2 separate regions of the Homo sapiens genome follow, and region 1 is linked to region 2. A link is a loop called in an ENCODE intact Hi-C map of the cell type or tissue named here. Cell type or tissue: heart left ventricle. All regions are shown on one strand.

Evidence for each region. A loop is a pair of places that touch in the nucleus more often than their neighbours do. Peaks named below come from ENCODE experiments on the same cell type or tissue, not always from the same donor. Only the 100,000 strongest peaks of a DNase experiment are listed, where the experiment ranks them.
Region 1: a loop joins it to region 2, with 7 times the contacts of the local background. A loop is called at or near these places in 1 of 110 quality-filtered maps.

The regions. Positions count from the first base shown.
Region 1 is chr21:45,777,620-45,780,119 of GRCh38, reverse strand. All of the region lies in intron 4 of PCBP3 (poly(rC) binding protein 3), which reads right to left. Among named protein-coding and RNA genes, the nearest start is that of PCBP3-AS1, 58 kb to the left of the region's middle. In heart left ventricle, no CTCF peak of the experiment used is centred here; a DNase peak (open chromatin) is centred at 1,189.
Region 2 is chr21:45,723,273-45,725,772 of GRCh38, reverse strand. All of the region lies in intron 2 of PCBP3 (poly(rC) binding protein 3), which reads right to left. Among named protein-coding and RNA genes, the nearest start is that of PCBP3, 81 kb to the right of the region's middle. In heart left ventricle, no CTCF peak of the experiment used is centred here; a DNase peak (open chromatin) is centred at 1,299.

The sequences.
Region 1 (2,500 bases), 54 kb before region 2:
TGATCTACTGTAATTTTTATAAATGACAAAAAGTATAGGATTTTTTTTTCACATGGATATACAATTATTCCAGGACCATTTGTTTAAAAAGCTATGCCTTTTCCCACTAATTTGCCTGGGCGCTGTTGTTGAAAATTAATTGGCCACGTTTGTGCAGGCCTATTTCCAGACTTTCTATTCTGATCCACTGATCTACTTGTCTATCTTAACAGCAATACCACACTGCATTGACTATTGCAGCCTATAATAAGTCATAAAACCAAGTACTGTTATAGTCAAATGTCTATGAAAAGCCTTCTGGGACTTTGATTGGGAGTTCATTGATTCTATAGATCAACATGGGGAGAATTAACATCTTAACAATATTGAGTCATCTTAACAACGAACATGGTATATCTCTCAATGTATTTATCTTCAACAATTTCTGTTGGCAATATTTTGTAGTTTTACGTGTTCAAGTGTTGAACATCTCTTGTCCAATTTAGATTTCTAATGTTATTAAAAATAATATTTTTTTCATGGAGAGGAGCTTCAAGATGGATGACGAGATGCAATTTATGCCCACCTCCTCCACTTTGAAGAACCAAAAGAATGTACGGTCACTTTCTGAATACATTACCCAAGAGAGAATGTGAATTCAACAGAGAAGTAACAGGAAATACCAAAAGCGAGTTAAGGAAAAGGAAGAGGGGGAGCCTGCCTGGCTGGGATTGGTCAGGAGCCAAGAGTGACTTCCCAACACAAGGAAAGGCTGAGTGAGAAACTTCCAGTGGCCCACATCCCCACCAAGAAATCATGCAATTCTGGCCATGGGAGACTCCCTCAACCCTCACCAGCCCTGAAAATAACATCAGGAGATGCCAGGAGACTGTGGGACAGAGCTGCTTCAGGGAGGGAGCTCATGCTGGGTCCTACAACTCCCTGAGACCTCAGTGGCTACAGCAAGGCACCATTTTCAAACCTAGCCTTTGGCAGACTGCGTGATGTCCTAGGGCCCAACAGCTACTGAGGCATTATGGAAACTCAGGCTGTCGCTGCTGGGACTGGGGAACAAGCTGGGAGTGCTCCCACAGCTGAGGATAAGAACCAAGTGAGGCACAGCCTACTGCCACCAGGGCTGGGGGGCAAGCCCTGTGGGGACTGGGAGCTGAGAGGGGTGTGCATTCCCTATCCATCAACCCAGGCTTTGGCCACCAAGGATGGACCCACCTGCTCCAGTGGCAGGGATCAGTGCAGCTGCTCCCACTCTTCACCCAGCACTCCACCTGGGGCCTGAGGATCGACCCACCCCTGCCAACCAAAGCTGGTACCTGCCCTCACTACTGGGGGGTCTTGCTTGAACACAAGCCCACCCAGCCCAATTTCACCCTCTTACCCTATTCCAAGACAGAGCATGTAGCCCAGGGTCCCAGGCATTGCCCAACCCAATCCACCATTGTGGGTGCCTTAGCACTCCTTCCAGGGGCTTGAGTTTGGGTCTCATCTCCCAGCTGCTATCACCTCAGCTGGCACCTACCTGCAAGTACCACCTGTGGATCTGACGACTGGCCCTCCCTGCTCATCACAGCCACCACCAACATAAATGTACATTGCCTAGGACCCAGAGTATCATCCCACCACTGCTATTGTCATCGCCCATGCCAGTTTCCCAGGGGCGCAAGAACCCACCCACCAGCTTGGTCCACTGCTGCTATTACCAGTATCCAAGCAAGACACATGGAGGCCCAATAATCGGCCTACTGGTAACCACCAGCATAGGTGCCAGGATATGCCACCCTGGGACATAAAGATGGGCACGCTCAATCCAATGCTGCCTCTAGTGGGGCCTTAAGTCTGGCTCACCTGGCATCCCAGTCCCCAGCACAACTTCAGCACAGCTCCACTACTAACTGCACCCTAACCTACTGAAGAAATCACAGACACCACCAATGCTGTTTACAGACAAAGATATCATACAGAGACTTCACTACTGCATGCACCCAGAATCAAACCCAGAATATCCCAACCAACATGACAGATTCATCTTCAGGAAAAAGTCCTCCCTATGAAGTGAATTCAAAAATAGGAAGAAGCAACTATTATACTAGAAGTGCAGAACAGACATCAAAGTATGAACACAAGAAACATGAGAAACCAAAAAAAAAAAAAAGGCCCTCCCCAAAGGAACACAATAATTCTCCATCAATAATAGATCTTAATCAAAAAGAAATTTTTGAAATCCCAAATAAAGAATTCAAAATATTGATTTTAAGGAAGCTCAGTGAGATACAAGAGAATTCTGAAAAATAATACAAAGAAATCAGAAAAAGAATTCATTATATAAATGGGAAATTTATGAAAGGGACAAATACTTAAAAAAAAAACAAATTCTAGAACTGAAGATTCATTGAAGGAGATACAAAATACATTTGAAAGCTTCAACAATAGGCTAAATCAGGCAGAAGAAAGAATCTCTGTACTTGAAGACAAGTCCTTGGAAATAATCCAGTCAGATAAAAAT
Region 2 (2,500 bases):
AAAGTCCTCCCTTGCCCACCCTCCAGGCAGCCCCTCAGCCACTCCTGCTCAGCCTCCCTGCTCTCCATGTAGCATGTGCCTGCTGTGTTTGTAAGTCACTTTCTTTGGTTGTGGGCCCTCCCTCCACCCACCAGAAATAAGCTCCATGGTGGTAAGAACCCTGCCTGTGTGTCCCCTGCCACTCTGAGACCGGGAAGAGCACTGTGGAGGCAGGCCCCCAGCAGAGGCTTAATGGAGAGAGGACAGGCAGGCACTGCCCCCACAGTCTTCTCCCTAAGTGGCAGGGCCTGAAGGAGAATGGGTTGTTAAGGATAAGCTTGCTGCGAGGCCCAGGGCATCTGTGCCTCCACATCTGTGGGCATTCTTCCTTTTCTAAAAATCACAGAATGAAGTTAAGATTTATTGGACAAGGGAAAGGGAAAACCCTGTACCTACCACAGGATACTTGTAATTCAATTAATCAGAAAAAAAACCACCATCAGAAACCATCTGCTCAGAGGTCATCTGCTCAGAGGTCATCTGCTCAGAGGTCAGGGCACTTCCCAAGCGCAGGCAGCAGGTGGAAGCTACCACAGACCACACCCAGCCAACGCACCGCAGCCCAGGGCCCAGGCTCTGGCATTGCCACTGGTTTGCAAACACATCCTAGCATCGCAGGGGAAATCACACAGCCACGACAGAATTTCTTCATAAGAAAGATATTTTTAAAACACGGCCAGTAATAAGGCAAAAAAAAACCCAAGCAAAATGTTACACCTTCTGCAGATTTAACCATGATACAAACTGCCATACTTAACGGCTCACAACAGTTTATTTGAGCTATTATCTGTAACTTTCATCATTTAAGTTATAGAGGAAGTTCATGGAATACTGTAGTATCCCAATGACAGCATCTCCTGAGAGTCAGTGCCTCCCTCACAGAGAGGCCGTCCTGTCCTCCTGCCACCCACTTTCTCAGACCAGAGCAGCCTCACGGCCCAACAGCCTGAAAACAACAGCCAACAGAGTGCCACTCCAGCTGAGGGGGGGCGGGTTACAGAGTGCCACTCCAGCTGAGGGGGGCGGGTTCTCTTTCAGATCCCACCGAGGCACCCCACCCTTGCTGTTCCCCATCACTGCCCACAAATCTACACGTCTCACACCGCTTCTCATTCTCACACTTACAGTGACACCGCTAACACCTCAAATCAGTTTTAATGTTCGTGTTACAGAGCAGCCTGGCCCGCCACCATGAAGGCAGCGAGATTCCCAGCTGTCCCCACCTCGCTTGGCAGGGGCAGGGCTGGGACTCCTTCCAACATGCAGTGTTGGCTTCTGGGGCTGCCCCGTTGGGAGAGGATGAACAAGCAGAGAGCAGAAAGCAGCAGGGAGTGTGGGCAGCCCCCATGCACCACCCTGTGGAGTGTTTTAGCCCACCACTTCCAAAGACTGCATTCTCATAACTCAGGGTAACACCGGGAGGGGGCGGGGTGGGTCACAGCTGGACACCCCTGGAAATGCAGCTCCTAGGAATTTGCTCATAGGTTCCATTTTCGATAAATGTGTTAATAGGAGCTCAGACTTCAACAGATCTCAATAAAGGAAAATGAGCAAATGCTATGTTTTTACCTAAAACCTAAATAGGCCACAGGAAGGATCTGACTTCAGGAGGGGGACAGCCTTGACTCTGAATTTCTCCAGATCTGGGGGAGAGAGTGTCTCATTAACTTACCCCCTCCAGGTGAGTGAATTGAGAGTTTTACAGTGCCAACAAGAAGCAGGATGTGGGGGAGCTAGAATTTAAAACAGCTTATGCTGGAGGAGGACGGGCAAGGAAGATTCAACTTAATTCCTATCACAGAATCCACCAGTAATCACCATTTCTATTATAAATAATTACCACTCTCGGTGATGGTCTCAGCGGAAAAAGAAGGAAGCAGTCAGCAGGTGAACTTCTTTACTCCTCCACCTCAAAAGTGGCATGGCCATGACATGACTGACAAGGCCAGGGAATGCAGATCCCACAGACCCTGAGCTCGACCCCGGGCCTGGCATCCAACCTGCGTGTTGTGCGGGCTGTGCTCCCTTGCTGGGACAGCAGCCCCTTCCCTCCTTCCAGACACTCAGTATCTGCCCACAATGTGTACTTTTCATTTCACTTTCATATCTAAGATAGATCATACTTCAGGTATGTGTCAATATAGATACATATACCCATGTTTCAATCTTACAAAATTACACTGATGGGCTTTACTCACTATCAACTTGTAATGATTTACGAAATGATTTTTGTTTCAATGTCAGTTAGTACATGAACTTATTAAAATTTTAAAATTCACTATTTTTACTTAACCCTTTTCTGAATGGGTCACTCTCATTATCAGAACTAGACATAGGAAGTCTGTCTGGCCTCTCACCAGGGTAGTGAAGTTGCCTAAAATATATCTGCTAGACTCTCTAGACAACTGCCCATATGATCACCAATCCCTGATGGAGAATTAGTTCTTCAGAGGCCTGCCCC